3 separate regions of the Mus musculus genome follow, and regions 2 and 3 are each linked to region 1. Evidence: chromatin loops called from intact Hi-C (ENCODE). Cell type or tissue: left cerebral cortex. All regions are shown on one strand.

Region 1 (8,000 bases):
ATCAGGTGGCTTTGGGCATTCATGTCTTTTCCTGGAGTTAGAATTACAGAGGAACCACTCGACCCACTCAGCACTTAATGGGTTCTGGGAATCTAAATTCGGGTTTTCATGCATGCCTGGCAACCACTTGAACCACTTTATTTATTTATTTTTTAAAATTTCTTTTTTTTATTAGATATTTTCTTTATTTACATTTCAAATGTTATCCCAAAAGTTCCCTATACCCCTCCCTCAACCCCCCGCCCTGCTCCCCTACCCACCCACTCCCACTTCTTGGCCATGGAGTTCCCCTGTACTGGGGCATATAAAGTTTGCAAGACTAAGGGGCCTCTCTTCCCAATGATGGCTGACTAGGCCATCTTCTGCTACATATGCAGCCAGAGACATGAGCTCTGGGGGTACTGTTGAGTTCATATTGTTGTTCAACCTATAGAATTGCAGACCCCTTCAGCTCCTTGGGTACTTTCTCTAGCTCCTCCATTGGGGGCCCTGTGTTCCATCCTATAGATGACTGTGAGCATCCACTTCTGTATTTGCCAGGCACTGGCATAGCCTCACAAGAGACAGCTATATCAGGGTCCTTTCAGCAAAATCTTGCTGGCATATGCAATAGTGCACTTGAACCACTTTAATCCCAGAAAAATGTTTAAAAGACTTTATTTGATAAGGGTCATAATTTAGTTGGAAGAGTGTGTAGTGAACAGTGTTATTTTAAAATTTATATACTTTTTAAATCTTTTTGTGCATTTATTTGAGTACACATACACTATACTTTTCCTATAAAGGTAGTTGTTTTTCTCATTTTATCATGTGTGTGTGTTGGGGGGGGGGGTTCCAGGGACTGAGCTCAGCTCATAAGGCATGGGAACAGACATTTCCACCTGCTGAAACATCTCACTGGTTCTATACATTGATACAGCCCTGGTATTTTAATTAGACAAAATGGACAACTTTTGTTTGACTCTCAAAGTCTTCATGGACTTTTGTGTCAAAGGAGAAAACGTGTAGTGCCCAGCAACTGAGTTTCTCTGTCCCCATGGGTCCCTCGTGTGATTAAGAACTTAGATCCCAGCCCCTGCTGCAGGGAAGTTCCGCTATCTGATGGGAACACAGAGTGAAGGCAAATTGGAAGCATGACCATGCTCCAACCACAGAGTGCCTGCTTCTGCTTCCACCATGACATGAGCACAGGGAAGAAACACCACCATGGGGCACTGATCAACATGGAAATAATGTGCTAATACGCCAGGCCATGTGGCTCGGTCCTCACCTCATTTCAGTTCAGAGATTTCATTGTAAAGTCATGTGCAAGCATGAACAAATGGGTAGTTTGGCCACAGTTAATGGATTTGAAATCATTATTAATTTTTAGCCCTATAAAAACATTGATTTAGAGGAACCTTTATAACATTGAAAGTGCATTGTATTTAGGAGTAATTAGCATCCTCTAATTAGGAAGAATTACCAAGTGCTTTTCTCTCTTGGCTCTGCGGAAGCTAGCGCAGCTGCATGCAATTTAATCACAAAGGAAACAGCTTGTGTTTTATGTTGAATCTGCCTTTAATGGATTAAAAAATATTCTTTGGTATCCTATTTTATAATTAAAAGATACATTTGAGTCACCAGTGTTAGAAAACGTGATTAGCCCAAATGCCATTAACCCTATGGGTCAGACCTTTCTCCTAGATGCACGCACACATACATACATACTCATGCATGCACACACAGACACACACAGACACACACAGACACACACACACACACACACACACACACACACACACACACACACACACACACACACACACGGTGGGAGCATAGGAAGTTGATCTGTCTGTCCATATGCTCATGAAGCTGTGTGTCTTAATACTGACTCCGCTATTTTTATTCCTCCATACGACTCCCATATTTTCATGTGCACTTAGGCTCAATGATGCTCTTTGCTAACCAGAGAGGCGTGTAGGCAATTGCTGGGTATGAAGATGCTGACATTTTCTGAATTTCGAATGACAAATGACATGCTCCTGTCAGCTGACTATAACGCAGCAACATATGGTGCTTCTGATGGTGGGTGTTATTTCAAAGTTTGCAAATCACACCATGAGAGAGTCCCTCTGCTGGGCTCCTGGAATACTTAGCAACTGTGAATCTGAAATGACAGTACAGAGAAAGCACTAAAAAGAAAAAGAAAAAAAAACAAACTCCCTCCACCTTGTTGACAAGAAGGCGGTAGAACTCCGAATGAGTGAACGCTTCATTGATTCTCACAGGTGGAGGGGTTGCGATGTCAATCTATTGAGAGAGGAAGCCTTGTGCTTTCCTTTTAGAAAAACTAGGAAATGGTCTAATTTCTTACATTAGCCTACAAATTATCACATTTCAGGGAAAGCATAAAAAAAAAATCCAGGGACTGACAATTAGAATAATTGTTAACTATGGTACAGAAAAGCTTGGGAATGGAGTCTTGTTATTTCAGGGTGTAGAGAAAGTTGACAAAAAGTGTGTTCATCCCCCATTTGAAAGATAACATCAAAGACTTGGAAAGAGAGTATCCCCTTTACTTTTCGAAGGCTTGGAAAGAAAGTATCTATCCGCTGTTGCAACCAGCCCAGTTTACCTAAAACAACCCTGTCCCGCTCTTTCCACCGGGTGCTTAGTTTCTTTAATAGTGTCCACATTCGAAGCATTTCCAGCACGGCAGAGTAACCCATCAGAAATGCAACAGAATTAACTCGCTGTCTGCTTCCATTTCAGCAATTTCACACAAAGCCCTCCCTAGACCACGGCCCAGGGCTCCTGCTTCTGTCTGCTCCTCCTGAGAATCCAAGCCCTTCCAGTGTTCCTTATCACAAACGAGACTGATTTATGCATAAAGAGTACACAGAAACTACCAGTGAGCAAGGATGGCATCTATTTCCCTCAGTTAAGCAACCCGTTTCATTGACCTTCCTCGATGCTTTCAGTAACTTTACCCCCAAATCAATGAATTCTGAGATTTTTTTTTTCATTCAAGAAATGGAAATTGTCCAGTAGCCTGAGGAACCCTGGGACGGATGCCTTTAGATAGTCTAGGTTCTTAACTTCACCGGTGTTAGGGGTAGGTCCAGGTGATGGCCGCAAACAGCAACAATCTAAGAAGAATGTCTGAATCAAATCACACGTTCACTCACTCGTCTGTCTTGCTTTTGAGTCATTAGAAAAGGAACGCTTTTCCTCAGCATACAATTAACCTGTTCAGAGCAACTGAACAAGAGAGGCTTGTGTGTGTGATTGCTATTGTTTATGTCTTTAAAAAAGTAATTCAAACAGGAAGTGACGGCGAGCCATAGTGTCGTGCTGCGAAGAGGCTGCCTATACAGACTGGTTATTTGGGGCCGAGCAGAGCAACAATGGTTGCATGCCAGGTACCCCTCACCATGATCTCAGGACTCAAAGCAATTCCCCAGCTTGTCTTTGCACAAATACGAAACAGGCATTTCTTCTGTGTGCATGTCTTAGGGGGAAAAAAAGGCATTTTGTATCTGTACGGACCCAATTATCAGTTTGTTGATTCTAAGCGGCACACAAATCTACTCTCTCTTCTCACTGAATGACGCATGCCTCGCCGAATGGCACTAGCCTGACCTTGTCAATAGAGGGCGCCGAAGGAACAACGTGTCTCTTCTGGATCAGCTTCAGTTAAGTTGGTATTTGTGGAACCTCCCTCTTGGACTCTTCTTCCAGCTCTGCAAATGCTAGTTTGAGACAGCTGTGGCCTTGCTGTCCCTCAGCAAACGTCTCTGACATTCAGTAAACCCCATCATGTGCTGTCCCTCAGGCCTGGTAGTCAGGATTATTTGCACACATGTATTATTTATTTAGGTGCTTTGCTTCTATCCTATACGAAGCTGAGGCTTTCTGAATCTGTTATTGCTGTATAGCTTAGAGATTCCAGATATTCCTATCTTCCATTGTGGTTAAACACTTTTACACTTGATCTTAGACAAAAGGCCAAGAAGTGATGTGTTAAACACTTTTAATACATAATATTCTTATTAATTCTTGATAACTGCAGATAATGTACTTTGATCGTATCTTCACTCTTCTCCCTAACTCCTTTCAGATCTGCCCCCACCCTGTTCATCTCCGTGTCCTTTTTATTATTACTATTTTTAAAATAACCCACTGGCACAGTTTATGCTGGCCATAATCTCCTTGGATTGGGCATCCATGGTCAACTTATCAGGGCCACAACCTCATTAAGAAGTGACTCTTCTTTCCCCCAGACTGTCAACTGTCCTCAGCTACGTATGGCAGCTCATGATCCCTCCCTCTCCCCATCCAAACTGGAACACTTACTGGCTTGATCTTGTGCAGATCTTGTACAGACAACTGAAGTATAATTTCTGGTTTCCTTGGAGGCTCAGTTGTCATGTAATTTTTTTTTTTTTTCTGGAAGCTGGGTAATGAGAGGATGTTTTCCTGAAGCAGATACATGAGAGGATGTTTTCCTGAAGCAGACACATGAGACGATGCTTTGATGAGGCAGACAGTTGAAAGGGCGCATGATGTTTGAAAGAGTATAAATAGAGCCCAACAGACTGCAAATGATGCTCTTGCCTTGCTTCTTCTTTCAAAGTTTTGCTGGTCTATACTGATCTTCACTTGCCTTGACTTCATAGAGAGAAACTTGCCAAAGAACTTCTCATGGTTATTCTGGGTGCTTCTGTGGACTTGTACCAAATTGGTGGAGCTTCATGGTTTCTTCTGGATCGAGCTGCTGCTACTGATATGTGTTTGCTGATTGGACCAGGCTGCCGGTACTGATTCAAGTCTAATGTTTTGGACTAGACTATTGACGTCCTGACAACAAAGACTGGTACCATCTCAAAGGACTACTTCTAAACAGGCTTTCTTCTCTACCTTTGGTTGGAGGGCTGGAAGAAAGGTTGAAGTATTTAAGAACCCTTAATTAAGTAGGTTTTGAAACATCTAAGCCTACAGGCAGCCATGGCAGCTATGAGTCTGCATGTACAGCAGCCCTGTTTCCAGAATACATTGTTTCTCTGTGTTTTTCTCTTACTCTTGCTCCTTCTTCTGTGATGGCTCGCTCTGCTACAATTTCCATTGCTGTGATAAACACAACAACGGAAAGCAACTTGTGGAGGAAGGGGTTTATCTCACTTATACTTCCAGGTAACAGTTTATCACTGAGGAAAGTCAGGGCAGGATTCAGCTGAGCGGGAACTCGGCTGAGGCAGGAGCTGATGCAGTGGCCATGGAGGAGTGCTGTTATTGGCTTGTCCATGGCTTGTCCAGTCTGCTTTCTTACACCATCCAGGACTATCAGTCCAGGGGTGGCACCACCCACAGTGAGCCCACATCAGTCATCAATCAAGAATATGCCCTACAGACTTGCCTACTGGCTAATCTTATTAACTAATTTAATTAAGAATCCTTAATTCTTGATTAAGATTCCTTCTGCCCAAATGACCCTGGTTAGTGTCAGGTAAACACTAACAGGTGTGTGTGTGTGTGTGTGTGTGTGTGTGTGTGTGTGTGTGTGTGTGTATGTGTGTGTTTGCCCCTCGAATGGAATTCAACCACCACAGCAGATGAAAGACAGGTGGCTCTTTGACAAGATTTAGTGAATAAAAGTGCTCTGTGCAAAGGGCGAAAAGACTCTACTCTTCCAGATCCACTGTTAACATCAAGGCAATGAGCTTGCCAGAGAGAGAGCTTGGTTGGCTGTGAGCCAGAGTCTCTCTGGACCCTGCAGCTCTATAAACTCAATTGGCGAATGGCTATGTCTCAAGGTCACGCCCTCCTCCTGGAAGAGCACACAGGTAAGCAGTCAGCAGGAAGTAGGAGTGGATGGTGGGAATCTGCTTTTGTGATGACCACTGAGGTCAGAAGGCCTCCTCTGTTGACTTGGGCATGGGCTGGGATCTAAATCTGCATCACTTACCTGATTGTCCCGAGCAGGGTAAAGAAACACTGTATCCAGTAGCTCTGTTTACACAGCACATCTAGTGACATTTTATAACAGGTAGTGACTCCAGCAAAGAAGAATGTATCAAGGTTTTTAATATAAGAAACAACAATAGCAAGGTAAATAGAACTAAATGCCTGGACACTTTTAGACATTGCTCAATGTCACAAGTATTTCCAGGTCCACATGTCATACTTCCTGTGTGTGTTGTTCCGAGTGGTTCCTGCGTATTTGCTCACGCCGTTCTCACAGAGGAGGCCTGAGCACCTGAGTGGCAGAGCTGGCTTTCCAGTCTCTTCTGGTTCAGGACCTTCACCCTCCATTGTTAGGGGGAAAGTTCCCTCAAATTATATGATAACCTTTAGTTCCCTTATCTATTAACAGAGATAATACTTTTTTTTTTACATGATATTCTAGACAATCTGGAACTTGTTAAAACTTTAAGAAAAATTTTGAGATTTAGCTGTTTAAAACTTGTATGTATGTGCCTGAATTTCTGTGCACTCAGTGCCTGCGGAGGCCTGGAGAGGACACTGGATCTCCTGGGACTGGAGTTACAGATGGCTATGAGTTGCCACGGGCCTGCTAGAGGGGTGCTGGGAATTGATATTCTGGTCTCCTGGAGGAACAGCTAGTGCTCTTAACCACTGAGACATCACTCCATCTTGTTAAACGTTTTAATTCATGTTTTGCCATTACTTATTATATAGTCATGATTTATACTTTTTAGATGTTTTCCCCCAGGTAAGCAAAATGTCACTCACCTGGTGGTGCGTGATGTTCTGAAAGCAAAGGACAACTACATCCCCTGGACTCAGGACTATGGAGTGGAGGCAAAGTCAGTGCCGGCCACTGTCAGAACTTGATAAGCAAGGTGCTGTGTGAGCTTCCGGCCTGCTTTATAATAGCTGGATATATTAATAGATGCCTATCTGAATAGTCATCTTAGTTTTACAATCCTCAATTTACTAAACAGATCAAGGGCTGCAAAGCTAAGCAGTTACTGTTGGATCTGAGATGAACCTTTCGGCCCCCCAAGCCCTACACAATCTTTGTCCATATGGGATGAAGTAAGATGGCCCCTTGGGTGATCTATTTCTCCACCTGCTTTTAAGGAAAGGGAGAGGAGAGGATAATATAGAGTAATGGCCACACTGTGGTGTTGTGCATTGAGCAAACACAATAATGTGCTACTCGGGCATAAAGCAGGCACTCCAATTCCATCTTACTGTTCTCAACGTTCATGAACATGAATATACAAATACTCTAAATGGAAGGCTCCTTTCTTGGGGTTATTTAGTGAAAAGGCTTCATAAAAATATTTCTGTAAGAGTGGGGTCTTTTATTGGCCTAAGCTGACTCTGATGCTACCCTTCGCTCTTGGTTGGGGTGGGGGATGCTAAGAAATTTAGAAAGATGGCCGTAACTGTAACACTTAGGCATTGCGGGTTGGTAACCAAGGCAACTTTTCCCATTTTTGCATTCAGGCTTTCCTGTTGATTATCTATTGTAATGCCAATAATCGCAGCTGAGAGGAGTCACTGTTTGTTGTGGAGACAATTAGTACTTGAAATAAAATAACTTATTTGCCTAAATTGGGAAGACGCGGAGTCGGACTGGGTCTCTCAGGAACAAGCTGCGCTGTGCAATAAGACTGACTGGTACCCCAGCAGCCCTCAGAGAAAGCATTCTCCTCTCACGTGACTTGAGGTCTTATTGGTGTTTATTATGGTGATGGTTGAAAACCTTCCGATTCTTCTTAGATTGTGTTGGGAAATAGCTTAGTACATGCACACCTGCAAGAAGGTGATACTGAATTTTCATTGATACTGAATTTTCATTGATAGGCTTATTCACACTGCTTATCTTTACATGTAACGCTTCATTAAAAACATTTCCCCCAATTACTGTCATAATTGCTCTCCACTCTACTAAGACTGTATGTTAAAGTACTATTTCTTTTAGTTCCAATGTTACCAGAAAGCATGTAGTCTTTTAACTCTGTACCTATGCCTTGTCTTCATGTACA
Region 2 (8,000 bases), 62 kb after region 1:
CAGTTGGAAAGGTGAATAGAGAAAAGGGTGGGAGAGGCTGGAGGGAAGGAAAGGTTAGAAGCCTTTAGGAAGCCCCTGCAGTGTGTTAAGCTTAGCACTGGTTCATGCACATTCTAGAAAATGAAACCATTTATCTGGTCCTTTCCCCCTTCCGTCCCAGTGATTATTAGGTATATGAGATTTATTGTTTAAGTACTAATAACTTAAAAATCACTTTCTATTTCTCCACCTGGGGGCATTTTTGGATAGAGAAAAGGAAATGCTCCCTGCCTTACTTAATAGATAAGGCATCGTCTCAGTCCTAAATAGGCATCCCGGGCTCTGACAGACCGGCCGCTCAGCTCCCCGGGAAACTGCTCACAAGCTGTTGAGAGTTTCCTGTTTCTTTAGCAGCAGAGAGATTAGTGATAAGAGACAGATGAATAAAGACTAGAGACCAATTAACAGGCTAGATGTACCTTATCTAAGCAGACTGACATTCAAACAAAAGCTCTCCTCCAGTGCCTGCCTAGAAGGTACTTTACAGAGAACACAGACACTGAAGACGAGCACCCATGTGGTGGAGGGCCTGTGGATCCAAGACCACATTATTGAACACTGTCCCCCTTCCCTGTTCTCAGCAACACTCATCTGGTCCTTCCTCTCCCTCCCTCCCTCCCTCCCTCCCTCCCTCCCTCCCTCCCTCCCTCCCTCCCTCCCTCCCTCCCTCCCTCTCTCCTTCCTTTCTTTCCTTTGTTCCTTCATTCTATTTTTCTTGCTTTGTGTTTGCCTGTGTGCTCAATATGTTCCCGTGTAAATGCACGTGGATGCCACAGGTTGGTGTTGAATGTCCTTCCCTGTTCACCTCCAGCTTATTTATTTATTTATTTATTTATTTATTTATTTATTTATTTATTTATTTATTTATTTATTTATTTATTTAGAGATAGGTTCCCTCCCAGAACCTGGGTGGTCACCAGTTGGCTAGGCTAGCTGACCACTGAGCATCCAGGATCTTCCTGTCTCTGCCTCCTAGCACTGAAAGAGGATAACTTGTCAGCTTCTCAAACGCCAAGACAGACAGACAGACAGGCTTTCCTTTCTGTTATTGTTTAGGTATTGGTCTTGAATATATGGAAAAGATGAATTTTTACAAAAATATTCATCTTTCTGTGATATCTATATATCTATATCTATAGGTATAAATATATAAAATCTAAAAATAAATACAGCAGAAAACTTTATGAAACAAACCTGCTCCTTCCTGGAGGAGAGAGATACTTTGATGTCTGATTTTTAATTCATACTGCAATGTGGAAAGTCCCCTGATAATTTATTGATTTTTGAGAGTAAGAGATCAACCAAAAGAAAATTCTAGAAGGATTGCCATAGCCAACTTTGTATGTAGCTTATTCCTTTTGATAAAAGACTTTTATTTTGTGTATGATATTACATAGCAAATACCTTTGCAGCATACTTAGAAGAGTAACGGAATATACTCCAAAGAAACTTGATAGCTTTGTGCTATTAAATCCCTATTGAAAGGCAGCCAGGCTTGTCAGCTAGCTCCCTGTTTCTATATTACAGGGTTTTGAGTCCATTGAAGTTAGATTTGGTGATATTTTTCTCTATGTAAACCAAGGTTTTCTTCCACAACATAAGAGCCGTGAGTTCCTATTCTGTCTTCATGACTAATGACAATACTTGACTCATGTCTGCTTTGTTCATTGTACACTCATGCGTTTTTAGCTATTATGTTTTTTCCCCCATTTGAATGACATGTTTAAGAAATGTGATTTAGTTGATATGTTGACTTGGAGGCCCTTGTTACTAATATGAAGAGGTGACTCATCCTATTTCTGGGCATATCTGTAAGCTGATTGGTAGAGTTGGAGTTAGACAAGCAGCCCTTTCCCACCCGTGACAGTGGGATGCCTGTCACTGTGGCTTAAGATGCTTTTCTTCTTGCAATTGATTCCTTGGTTCTGCTCTCTGTAGAACTGTAGAAGAGAGAGCACCGTTTGAAATATTGAAGCTTAAGCCTTCCAGTTTACTGATGATCCAAGATACTTAAGCTGGCTTCTGACTTTTCTCACATTCCAGACTTGCTCCTCCCCTCTTCTTCATCTAGCCATCAATAGTCTTAATGGGAATCCTGAATGTTAAATGCCATGAGTTTAAGAAGACCTCTTCTGCCTCCCTTGCCTGGAACCATCTTTCTCTTATCATGGCACTTTTTTTTGGTTTTCTTCCCAGAACTAAACATAAACATCATAGTGTCTTGCACTCGAATTTATTTTCTATAATATTTGAAATTCATGAAGGAAAGGTTTGTCCTGTGCCCAGCATCCTAGCGATGTGTCTGGTGCCCTGTAGGCACTGCATACAGGGGCTGGGACTAGAATGTTAACTTCTCTCTCCTGTCGTTTAGCTGCATGCACATGTGCATGTGTTCCGCCATGACCTACGCTCATCTGTTAACAGAGCAATGATTATTTGGCTCGACATCTTCTGAGTTCCATTTACCCTTCTGAAAGTGAGGACCCCTCAGTCCACATAAAAGTTTTTACATTTGTTCTACAAACGGGGCTAGAGTAAACTGACGTTCATTAGTTGTGGAGTCTAGAAGGGACATGGTCACTGGTTTTCCTTTTTTTCCCCCCAAACTGGAAATGTTTATTCTGAAAATGGAAAGTATATGGTAGGCTAAAGGTTCAAATTTCAATATGTTAGGTGGACTTGCTGATGTGGGGACCTCATGCTAATTGTTTTAAGAATTTTGCCGCTAAACTGTGCTGGATCATACTTTAGTTATGCAATAGTGGCATCTTAGGAGTTTCAGAGAAACATGATGGCTTGAGTCTACCTCTTAACCCATTGATAGGAACCTTCCACCAATGAATTCCTGGCAGGCACACATTTTCTTGGAGGATAAGGGGATGGCTTCTTAGGTAGAGTGTCTACTGTGCTAGCATAAAGACCGTTGTCCCATGGTTTTCTTCCACAAATTAAAAGCCATTCATTCTGTATTGACTTTTTGACTAATGGCAGTCATAGACTCCTGGTTTCCATTAATTTTCATTTTTTTTCTACTGAATTCAGACCTGCAGTACCCACCTAGAAAGCTGGATGTAGCTCCCACCAGCACTGGGAAGGAAAAAGACAGGAAGATCCTAAGCTCCTTGGCCAGCCAGAATGGCTGAGTTAAAGAGTTCAGGCTCAGAGAATAAACATATGAATGACCTTGGAATGCACCTGATATCTACCTCTAGCCTTTACATGTATGTGTATACACACACACACACACACACACACACACACACACACACCACACACACACACACACACACCCCACAACACACAACACACACACACACACACACACACACACACACACACACCACACAACACACACACACACACACACACAACACACACACACACACACACACACACACACACACACACACACACACACACACACACACACCCCACACACACAGATACACACTCATACCACACACATACTACACTCACACAGCACACACACACAGACACACACATACACACACACCACACACACACAGATACACACTCATACCACACACACACCACACTCACACACCCCCCACACACAGACACACACACACACACACCACCACATAGGCACACATACCATTTGTCATTCTGTTGAATGCCAGAGATCAAAGGAGAAGTTAACCTTTGCTGTTTGGCAATAAAATTTGTGTTCAAAGTGCTTAATAACTGCATCAACTGCGTGATCCTTAATTCTGCAGATACATCCAGTGTGTCCCTTTACACTACCATCTAATTGTCAGCATATAAAGCACTCTGCATGTCTACATTGTGATTCTCAGGGATGACGCATTCCCTGGAAGGATGCCATGTAGCCTTCTGTAGATCCATCATCTCCCTCTGCCCACTCACCATATGGATTCTGGGCTTTCTTTTGCTTTGCTTTGTTTTAAGTCAGGGTTCAGAGCTTTTCTCCTTTAGCATATTTTCCCTCATAAGCAGAATTCTTGATTCTTCTCTCACAAAGCCGTGGCTTATGCAATCATTTCCACATTTGTCAATCTCAGAGTTTAATATGCATGGCAGTATCAACTTGCACCCTCTTAACAGTAGCTGAGAAAATCTTCCTACGACCTGTAAGGTTCTGAAGTCATGTGGACGCCGTGATGAATGCCCAGTAAATATTTGTTGACGAGGTTGGCCCTTCTTACTCCATGCAAACATTTCCACGAGGGCAAGTTAAAAAAAAAAAAGAAAGAAAGATCTTGTGTGTCTTTGTGTGTGGGGGTGCGTTGTTGGCACTTTGTTCCTGTGAAATAAAAATGAAAGAGTTTTCTTTCTTCCTTGTGTCGGATTTCCTCTTGCCGGTTTCTCCACCAACTGGCTAGTGGCCAACTTTGTCAGAGCTGAAACATCAGAGAGCCAGAAGAGAGGTTCTCGGCTGATAAATATTTGATTTACAAGGTATTGAGAGGTTTAAAGAAATGGAAAGGAGTTTGCCTAATGGGAGTTGTGTTTAATATAGCAAGGAAGATCACCAATAACCAGGTCTCCTTTCCTCTGCAGTGGCCGGTGGGTATCTGAGTGTATCGGGCTTATTGTGATACAAGTTATGTTAGGCTTGGCTGACAATGGGGTGAGGTTGAGGAGGCCTGGAATGCTCCTGCTCCTTCAACAGAAACACAGCTGAAGGGAATATCCTTAGAGTTTCTTTGCTTCTCTTCTATAAGCTGTGATAAATATTGTATGTCTCAGCAGCGTAGGGAAGACGATTGATCCTTTCTCAGTGATAGAGACATGTGGCTGTATATGTTATATGCAGAATGAACGATGGAGGGAGAATGGGGGGGGAGGGAGGACAAGAGATGCAGGGGATGTGTATAGCGTTGCCAATAGCGATCTATCAAAGAGATGTCAGGACTGCGAGAGTACAAGATGGGTTTTAGCTCCCATTTAATCATCTGTTGCTTTTCTGTCATCAAAGCTTTGTTTCGTGGCAAGTTTTGTTTCTCATCCCCACCTCAAAAGTTCCAATAAAATGAACACAATTAGGACCAACCCCAAACTGGACTGAACTAAATACTTAAGAAAACAATGAGGGTTCTTTTGTGTAGGCTGTAAGTCTCTTACACAGGGCAATGCTATGAATCCATTTGGCTTTAAAAACATCACACTTGAAATCATGCCCAAACTCAAGAATGATGCAGACCATTCTCAACCATGGGCAATCCTGGAAAGGGAGGAAAACTGGTTCTTGGGGAAAAGCAAACACTATTATGTAGTATTATGGTAAGAGCCTCTCTACTGGGGTGTGTACACAAATAGGCGTTATCAGTCTTCTAGTTTGGCCTCCCTTAACAAAAGGCAGCTTTACTTATGGAAATATTTTCTTGGCTGCATGCATTATTTTGGAGGCTCCTTAGCTCAGTGATTTTTTAGAAGGGCTTTGTTCTCTTGGAAACTTGGTTTTAAGGCTGAAGTCTGGGGGTTGGAGAGATGGTTCAATGATTAAGAACTCTACCTAACTTGTAGAGAACAGGGGTTCAGTTCCCAGGTCCTACATGGTGGCTCACAACTGCCTGTAACTCCAGTTCCAGGAGACCAGACACCCTATTCTGCCTTCCATGGGCTCCTCCACGCATGTGGTGCACATAAACTCAAGTAGGCACACATATACATATCAATAAATATACTGTTAACACCTCTTCCAACAGCATTAGCAGCTGAGTGAGCCGTGTGTAGATATTCAGGCTGCACTCCCGGAGGCTCTTGGTGGATTATTTACTTGTTCTCCTAAATAAAAATCCCACGAGAGAGTAAAATCTAAGTAGAGAATATTCATTAAAGGTTTGGGAAGCCAAGATATCTTCTGACTGCAGATACTATACTGTGGACCTACAGAAAGGCAGAAGATAACACACCTGACTGTTTACTCAGGGTATGAACGTTATTAAGTACTTCATTGGGAAGTGTCTTGTTGGCTAGCTTATATTTTTAGAAGTAAAGTAATTAGTTCAAAAAATATACATTCTTTAAAATATCTTGACTTTTGTCATTTTAAGAAGTTAGACTCAGGCTGGCCTTGAACCTGTGACCTTTCTGCCTCTCAGGTAGGTAGGTGTGTGTGTGACGCCGCTCCTGGATGATGTGCTGAGTTTAATGCTACTTTTGTTTATACTTCTTTCAACATTTTTAAAGCAGTTTGCACTCCTGGAAGTAACATATGCCTGTGTGTTATGTCTTACCATACCCTCAGGAGTATTGGGTGGTATTGTGGTAAACACCTTAGTTAAATGAATCTGAAGAAAGAAAAGTGATACGTTGAACCAATAGTGAATGTGACACGGGTCTGGGGAGGTGTACAAGCATGAAGACCAGAGTTCACATAAATCCTAGTTCTGAGTCTTTGCTTTCCTGTTCTCCTTAGACATTATCCATCCTGCTGTTTCAGAATTCTTGCACTTCCCCAAATCAGACTCCTTCTACCACAGGACCTAGAAGTCATATAAATGCTGAGTTTGGGTTGACTCACTCGGCAGTTCAACCTTGGAAGGTGGAGGCAGGGATCGCTCCGCCCCAGCAAGCTATCAAGCTGCACCATCCATACAGGCAAAGCAATGGGAAAGATTCCTAATATCACTTGCAGACCTCTTTAGGAGCAGACATGGACAGGGACACACACGCACACACACATACACACATGAGCACATGCACATGCACACATGCACACACATGCACGCACACACACAAGCACATGCACACGTACATGCATATACATAGCTATGTATATCACATACTCATACATATGAAGAAAATGAAATGTTTCAGCAGCCCCTGCTTTTAAAACAAGTTTGTGTGATTCAAAACAATCCCATTGTTTTCACAGAAAACTGTGGGGTTGACAGAAGAGTAATTTTACCTCACAGGTAATTTTTAAAGTTTTGTCACTTTAGCTCTTCTGTGCTGAAGAGAAGTCACAAAATAGAGATTCTTTGTGTAGAGAAAGTACCAACGGTTCGGAATGCCTGGAGCCCATGAGAGACTGGAAACGGTGACATAAACAGTAACCATTCTGTCCCATGTAGCCAGGGGCTTGGAGCTGGTAGTCCTGTTGGTAGAAGGAGTGTGATGTGGGGACTAGGGAGTTTTAAAACAGAAGGACACATGGTGTCTAAAGAGAGCAGGAAAGTGGTGGCTCAGAACCTCGCCTGTCCCTCACCAGAAGAAACTCTGCCTGAGTCTGCTTCTTCTGTAAACACCCTGCAGAAAGATGTGCCAGACTCTAGGTTTTTTTCCCCAAAAGACACTGCAAACTGTTGTAGTTTTCTGTCTATGCCCTGAACACATAAACCCAAAGCAGAATAAGGCTTGGGAAAAATTATGAGTGATGTTGGAGAATCGCAGCAGCGTTCGGAAGGATTTAGACTTTCCTCCATGAAGACTAAATTAGGTTATATTTCACTGATATTTCAAGTTGTTGTTTTTTTTTTAAGTTAGGAGGCTGAATGTCTTTTTCATAGGGCTTTAAATTTTTCCTGTTCTATTTTTCTTCATGGATACTCTACTGAGATCTGTTGCTACTGGCATTCACAGCTTACATAAAATTATGTACCAGGGCCAGACTGGAATGGGATGGACTGATTCTCTTACATCAAAATTAAAGTAAGCTTCATTTTTTATTTTATGTGTAAGTGTGTGTTTGTGTGTGTGTGTGTGTTGTATATATACTTGGTGTAAGCATGCCTGCCTATAGATGAGGAGTTTGTAGGAGTTTCCTCTGTAGCTTCCCAGTGTATTCCTTTGAGGCTGGGTCTATTATTCAATGCAGAGCTCACCATTTTCTTTTTCAGATAGCCTAGCAGCTACCAAGCTCCAGTAATCCCCTTGTCACTAATATCCTTATACTCGGTTACAGGTGTGCTCAGGGATGTGTCAGCTACCATGGGAACATGGTCTGCATTAGGATCTGAATCACTTCCTCAGAC
Region 3 (8,000 bases), 180 kb after region 1:
AGTATGATTGTCAACATGTTTGTGAAATACACTAAAAAAATTAAATATAAAAAGACATAAAAAAGGTATATCCTGGTAGCTTATTATTAGTTCTATGAGACATCAAATGTAACTTTTCATAATTTTCTACACATGCCTTCTTATGTACCCATTTTATTGTACAGCAGTAATAATCCTCAGGCCAGCTGCACTGTTCTGTGGGCCAGGTTGTAAGGTATTTGGGAAAATAAGTTCAGTGGAAAAAAAACTGTATCTGACACAGTGAAACAAACTAAGAAAACCAAGTGGCCAAAACCACAGCAAATGAACAAATGACAGTGATTTCTAAACATCCTACTGACACAGGAAAGTGTTCAGTGCATGCCCAAGTCGTGAGGATATGATCACAGATTCAACATATTGGTTGTGAGCCAGGGGCTGTCTTTGTATCCGGCATCACCAGCATCATGACAGGGGGCAAGGCTTACAAATCCTCAAGCCCTCTTTGCGGTCTTGGAGGCACCGTAGGCAGGACAGTCCCTGCTGATGTATCTGCGATGAGAATGCAGTGGAGAGAACGCGCTTCACTGCTACTGCGGGTGGTGTGCTGAGGTTCCCCGAGGTGTACACGCTGACGAATGATGGCTGGGAGTCACTAACACGACCTGGAGGACACAGGCCAGGCAGAGCATGAAGTAGATGTGAGCTGGGATGGCATGAGCAGCAGTGAGGGCTCTGAGGTAGGAGGAACTGACGAGAAGAAGCTGGTGAGAAGGTAAGGACCAAGGTTTTGCTAGAGACCAGACTACACAGAGCATGGGAGCCGTGTACAGTCCCTCCAGGAGTGTTGGGAGCCACCAAGAGGTTGTAAGCAGACGAGAGATCGCATACAGTGTATGTTAACGGGAAGCTACTCTAGAACCTTAGAACATGCAGCCCTGAAAGGGATGTGTTCATCAGATCCCTCCCTCCCGAGCTCAGGGAGATGGAAGAGACAGAGCAGATGGAGAACACCAGGCAAACAGGCCCTTTAAGTCAAACTGAGCGAGAGACTCATGGACCCACAGAGACTGGGGCAGCATGCACCTGGCTTGCCTGGGGTGGCAGCCATCCTCTAGGCTTCTATTATGGCTTCTGTGTGTGTGCGCACAGAAGTGGATCTCTGATTTGTAGGATCTCTGATTTGTAGGCCTTCCTTTGGGCATTAATTAATTTAGTCTTCTCTGGTGTCAATGTGATAGCTTTCATTTTATCTTATTATATTTTATTTTGTTATATTAAAAAAATGAATGAATTGGGAAGAAAAGGCTACTCTGGGGCCTGTTTGTGACTAAGTCAGAAAAGGCTCACTCACCTGATGTGTATGAGGATTTGAGTTTGGTTCTTAGAACTGAAGAATAAACAGAAAAATGAACAGTAACCCATGAACCCAATGGCTGATTGACTTCAGAGGATGTGATAGGAAACTGGGAGCTGGACAGTAGAGAGTGGTGTTGCAGTCAGGACTGTGGCAGCAGCAAAGAGACACAGATAAAATGGACTATGTTCTCAACAATCAGCAGAATATTCTGATGTCTGAAGGGAAGGCACGGGAGAAGAGAGTAGACTGGAAGGTGGGCACATTTCCTTTTAAACAGCTGCGTGTTGGTGATGTCACGAAGGAGAGAAGAGATTGTCATGAGCTGGGCATGGTGGTGCATGCCTTTCATTCCAGCACTGAGAGGCACATCGAGCTGAATCTCTGTGAGTTCAAGACCACTCTAGTAGATATAGTGAGTTCCAGGTCAGCCAAGGCTACATGAGATGAGAGAGTAAGAGACAGAGAAAGACAGAGACACAAAGAAAGACTAGAGAGAGAGAGAGAGAGAGAGAGAGAGAGAGAGAGAGAGAGAGAGGGAGGAAGGGAGAGGTACATTTATAGCTCAGGGAACTGGGAGTTGAGCTGGGGTCACATTTGACACATGCTGGGTAACTAAGTCCAAAAGTTAAATGAAAAGTGACAATGTGCTTTTTAAGGCTGGGAGAGAGGCCTATGTGTACCACTCACGTCACGGGCCTGGGAATGCTGGAAGAGAGAGACAGGCATCAAGAAGAGACATAGTTCTTGAAAGGAATCCTGAGTTTCTGTTATCATCAGGTTATCACAGTGGGGAAACGATTAGGAGGATTGAAGAGGAGAACCAAAGGCAGGGTGTGCTGTAGATATAAGACAGGGTGTGATGTATGTATAAAACAGGGATATCCTGTAGATATAAGACAGGGTGTACTGTAGATATAAGACAGGGTGTGCTGTAGATATAAAACAGGGTGTAATGTATGTATAAAAGAGGGATGTACTGTAGATATAAGACAGGGTGTGCTGTAGATATAAGACAGGGATGTACTGTAGATATAAGACAGGGTGTGCTGTAGGTATAAGATAGAAAAGTATTGTAGATATAAGACAGGATGTGCTATATGTATAAGACATGGATTTACTCTAGATATAAGACATGGATATGCTGTAGGTATAAGACAGAGATGTACTGTAAGAATAGGACAGGGATGTACTATAGATATAAGACAGGGTGTGCTGTAGATATAAAACAAGGTGTGCTGTAGATATAAGACAGGGTGTGTTGTAGATATAAGACAGGGTATAATGTAGGCATAAGGCAGGGTGTGCAGTAGGTAGGAATAGAGCAAGACAGAGCCCTAAACCAATGGGCTGGGCCACCTCAAGAGGCCATTCTGTAAAAGAAGCCATGAGACATGTGCCTGCCAGGGCCATGGCAGCTGACCCCATCACTGTGTTTCTCCCTGTTGAAATCACCTGCACATACATGCTATACCATCTTTATGGATGAATCCATTAGGCTTAAAAAAAAAAGCTTTCATCTACTCTCCAAATAATTGTGTGTTGTGGAGACTCAGTCTTTAAAGAAAATTCCACTGACATTATAAGTCTCAGATTATTTTTGCGCACCCAGAGGAGAAAGGGGATATTGAGGCAGGGGGTGGGGGACAAGACACACTCATACAACACACACACACACACACACACACACACACACACACACACACATACACACACACACACACACACCAGTTCACAATGAAAATTCAGCTGAGATGTAGAGTTCTGGCTCAAAGGCTCAGGACACACACAGCAGGCATTCACTTCTAAAATAAAACAGATGAGCCATTTTAAATGTTTTATTGCAAAATCCAAGGATTGCAGCTATTACTATTGAAAAAAACCTTTTAGGAAGCCATTTTTCTATTCTTTGTACCTCTAAGTCCTTGGCTCTGATGTTCTGCTCCTCTGACCTTGATCTAATCATGAATATCTATGGTACTTAATTATAATAATAAAAAATCCGCCTACATTGCACTCTCCATGGTAGAGGCATATTTTTTTTCTCCTTTGGTCACCTGCCAGTTCTCAAAATTATAGCAGTGGGAAGAAATGCAAATGAAGGGCGTGCTTGACAGCTAAACATAATGGAATGCATGGTCTACATTTGAAAAGTTACCTTAAGATAAAAGGTAGCATAGAGAAAAAAAATCCCTTCTTTAAGGTCACCTATGGCTTTGAATTATAGCTTAGAGAGATTTCCAATTTAGTCATCAGAGAGGAAGAAGCCAAAATAAGGATTATATCCTTTGCTGGGGGGAAAAGATAGAGCTTCACTTCACAATCATTGGGTGATCCAGCAAAGCAGAAACCACAAACAAAACCATCAAATGAAGAAACAAAGCGCCCACTCCCATGCAGCCATGGTGTGGAGCGACATTCATGAAAAACCACAGAGTATCTTCTAGGCTAATTGTATTCTTGCAGCTTATAAGTTTGTTTTCTTATTAATAATAAGCAAAAGGAATCACCTTGACATAGGATAAAATATGAAAATTTCGGGCTCCATCAAGAATTGCAGTTGATGCTATGGGTCTATAAGACTTGAAGGAAAGTATTTCATTATTCAGATAAACATGTTTTTCAAATAGGGTGGTGGTAAGTTACTGGACATATGCTGAATTGTTCTGAAAATGTTTAACTAAGCCGTTGGATATATGTGTACTTGTTTGAGTTAGAATCATCCTGTAAACAGGCTGGCCAAGAATTTGAAATCTTGGGATAGCAAATATGTTCCATGTTAGTGTCTGTCTGTCTATCTATCTATCTATCTATCTATCTATCTATCTATCTATCTATCTATCTACCTACCTACCTACCTACCTACCTACCTACCTACCTACCTACCTATCTATCTACCTATCTATCTATCTATCTATCTATCTATCTATCTATCTATCTATCTATCTATCTATCTATTTACCTACCTACCTACCTACCTACCTATCATTTATCTATCTATCTCTTCTCTCTCTCTCTCTCTCTCTCTCTCTCTCTCTCTCTCTCTGTCATAGTGCATGAAGGTTGAACCCAGGGTCCGGTATATTGAGAGTGCTTGCTACTCTTGCATAGGATATGCATTCTGTTCCTAGCCATGGTTAGCCCAGCAGCATCTCTAACTTCAGCTACAGAGGATCCGATGCCCTCATCCAACCTCTGTTGGTGTCTGCACACATGTGTGCACACACTCACATTGACCAAAACACGAATGTGAACTTGGATACTGTACTGGCTGGTTTTGTGTGTCAACTTGACACAAGCTGGAGTTATCACAGAGAAAAGAGCCTCCCTTGAGGAAATGCCTCCATGAGATCCAGCTGTAAGGCATTTTCTCAATTAGTGATCAAGGGGAAGGGCCCACTCTGGGTGGTGCCGTCCCTGGGATGGTAGTCTCAGGTTCTATAAGAAAGCAAGCTGAGCAAGCCAGGGGAAGCAAGCCAGTAAGTAACATCCCTCCATGGCCTCTGCATCAGCTCCTGCTTCCTGACCTGCTTGAGTTCCAGTCCTGACTTCTTTTGGTGATGAACATCAATATGAAGTATAAGCTGAATAAACCCTATTCTCCCTAACTTGCTTCTTGGTCATGATGTTTGTGCAGGAATACAAACCTTGACTAAGTTAAGGAGGCAGTAGTAGGCACCACAGCACAGTCAAAAATGATACATATTGAGAAATAAATTTGCCCAAGCAGGTGAAAGTGAAGTTTACTAGAAAATGCAAAAAATTTTTTAAAAAAATCGATGGAAGAGAATGAGTGTCGTGAAGCACTTCAGTGATCCCACCACTCGGGAAGTGGAGGCAGGAGGAGCAGGACTTCAGGGTCGTCTTTGGCTTCATAATTGAGCCATGACCATTTTGGATTACATGAGATCTTGTTCCAGAAAAGTAAAAGTAAGTAAATAAATTGAAGAAGATTCTAATAAATGGGAAAAAACCCAATGGTTGCTAGTTGGAAGTCTTAGTATTGTTAAAACATTAACTCAATCCAAAGAGATCACAGCAACACTGTGTGTGTGTGTGTGTGTGTGTGTGTGTGTGTGTGTGTGTGTATGCATGTGTGGGTGTGCCCTCCCCCAACATACAGAAGAGCAAAAAATATATCCTTAAACATATCTTGGATCTCATGTACCCTTGAATAGTCAAAATAGTCTGGAGAAAGAAAAATAGATTTGATGCCCAATATTCTCTGATTTTAAAGCACACTACAAAGCAACAGGGATAGAGAACGCACAGTTCTGGAATAAGAACGGAAATTAAGTTCCTGAACCAGATAGTCAGTGAATGATCTTCAACAGGAGGCAAATATTCCACAGAAGGAAAGTGAGTAGGAAAGATGAATATCCAGATGCAGAAGACGAATCTGCACATTTACCTCATGCTAGACACAAAATATTAAACTAAAATAGATTAAAGACTCAAAGCCATCAAAGACTCAGAGAAATCAGGAAAATAAAACTCTTCGAGACCTTGTACTTTGTTTTGTTTTCTTGGATGTGACATCCAAGGCACAGCTAATAAAATTGAGAGAGAGAGAGAGAGAGAGAGAGAGAGAGAGAGAGAGAGAGAGAGTAGGGTAAATGTATAAACTGCATATCAAAGGAAACAGGCAAAAGGGCAAAGTGTGGAACAGAAGGAACTGACTGTAACTTACATAGCCAATACAAGGAAGGTCAATATTCAGGATATAACAGACCTCTACACGTTCACAATGACTAGAACCAAATGTCCAGATTTTAAAAACAGACAGAGGACTTGAAAAGATAACTTATCAAACAGTCCATAAAAGTGGCTGACAAACATCAACAAGATTTTATGATTGATCCTTTGGGAAACGGTGATTGAGATTGTGATGAGACGTCAGCTCACATTCACCTGTGCAGCCACAATCAATGGCAAAAGAAGAAGCTAAACGCTGGCAGAACCTGGCGAGCATGAGAGTGGTGCCTGGCACAGGGATGGGCGTGCAGGAGAGGCAGGCATCGAGGGAAGCAGCAGGAAATGGTCTTAGGCAGTAAAAGAGGAGGAGATGTACTTCTGGGCACGTGGTCCCAAGGGTCAGGACTCTGAAGGTGCCTGCACACCTCTGTTTGTAACAGCAGCCTTTATGCACATAATGGGTGTACGCAGTTTAACTGTCCAGTAACAGACGAGTGGATAGAAAGAAAAGAAATGTTGTTTGCGTCACATGCCTGCAATCCAGGCGCTTGTGTTTGGATGCTGGTGGATGGGGATTGGGTTCAAGGTCACTCTGCACTGCATAGTGAATTCTCAGCCAGCCTGGGCTATGTGAGGGCCTGCCTTAAAATCACCAATAATGATGTGTTCTATACACCGGAGTATTATACAGCCTTAAAAATGAAGAAAATGGGGGTCAGAGAGATGGCTCGGTGGTTAAGAGCACTGACTGTTTTCCAGAGGACATGGGTCCAATTCCCAGCACCCGAAAGGCAGCTCACAAGTATCTGTAACTCCAACATCTGACACCCTCACGCAGACATACGTGCAGGCAAAATACCAATGCACATAGGATAAAAATAAATTATTTTTAAAAAAGTTTTTAAAAAAGAAAAAAATAAGATGTCATATGCTATCACGTATGTGAAACAGGAGGGTATTTATTTAAAGGGAATAAATCAAAAGGGAAGGAAGACTGTCCATAATACCAAAGCCACACGTACAAAATTAAAGACATATAGGTATATATTAAAGTTAAAACCACACAAGGAGAAGTTAAAGTAAACTAAAGCCCAGAAATGAAACAGAAAGTAGAAAGTCAGTTCCTATGATCTTTAAGGAGAGATGGAGGGAATTTGTGGACACAGAAATTCCGTGTTTGGAGAAGAAAGATGAGTATGGAAATCCGTTTTGCTGAACTCACAGGGACGTGGTGTGAATATTCATCTGAGTATCAGTACAGACCTGAGTTTCTTCCCTTACAGGGGAAATTACATGTAGGTAAAAGAAGTCAGTAGAACTATGGCCACGGTAGGCAAGACCTCACACGTCCTAATTGAAGTAAATAACATAGTCCGTCACTTCTGTTCCTTCGGAGAGTTGGTTGATATCAGGATGATGGGAAAGACTGGCCGGAAGGTACTAAGTTGCAGTTAGATACATTCTGGAAGGTCTGGTGCTGTTATAAAGCAGAGTGACTGTGCAGAACAGCAGGGCATCGTGTGCTTTATTTGTTTTGTTTTGTTTTGTTTTGTTGTGTTGTGTTGCGACAGGGTCTCACGTACCTCAATCTGGCCTCAGCCTTGTTTAAGTAGCTGACACTGGCTTTGAGCCTTTGATTTTTCTGCCTTCTAAACGATGGAATTACAGGTATGTACTACAATCCAGTACAAGTTCAAGTATTTTCAAAAGCTTTTAAAAAGGATTTTGAATGCTGTCTTAGCCATAATGAGATAATATGGGTTTAACCCAATTTAAACATTACAGATGATATATGTTTATGTATATTGAAACATCATGATACCCCAATACTATGCATGTTTTATACTTTTATGTATCCATTAAAAATACATTCAGAAGCTGAGAGATGGTTTAGAGACTAACAACACTTCCTGCTTTTGCAGAGAACCATAGTTCAGAGTTCCCAGCTTTCACATCAGCCTGTAAGACT

Evidence for each region. A loop is a pair of places that touch in the nucleus more often than their neighbours do. Peaks named below come from ENCODE experiments on the same cell type or tissue, not always from the same donor. Only the 100,000 strongest peaks of a DNase experiment are listed, where the experiment ranks them.
Region 2: a loop joins it to region 1, with 8 times the contacts of the local background. A loop is called at or near these places in 3 of 42 quality-filtered maps.
Region 3: a loop joins it to region 1, with 2.6 times the contacts of the local background. A loop is called at or near these places in 3 of 42 quality-filtered maps.

The regions. Positions count from the first base shown.
Region 1 is chr6:137,868,889-137,876,888 of GRCm38, forward strand. No RefSeq gene overlaps it. Among named protein-coding and RNA genes, the nearest start is that of Gm38552, 16 kb to the left of the region's middle. In left cerebral cortex, CTCF peaks have their summits at 2,115 and 3,626 (motif pointing right); DNase peaks (open chromatin) are centred at 2,050, 2,851, 3,166 and 3,633.
Region 2 is chr6:137,931,170-137,939,169 of GRCm38, forward strand. No RefSeq gene overlaps it. Among named protein-coding and RNA genes, the nearest start is that of Gm38552, 78 kb to the left of the region's middle. In left cerebral cortex, no CTCF peak of the experiment used is centred here; DNase peaks (open chromatin) are centred at 3,896 and 4,323; H3K27ac peaks cover 923 bases.
Region 3 is chr6:138,046,332-138,054,331 of GRCm38, forward strand. The region is part of intron 3 of Slc15a5 (solute carrier family 15, member 5); the gene reads right to left. Among named protein-coding and RNA genes, the nearest start is that of Slc15a5, 30 kb to the right of the region's middle. In left cerebral cortex, no CTCF peak of the experiment used is centred here; a DNase peak (open chromatin) is centred at 3,357.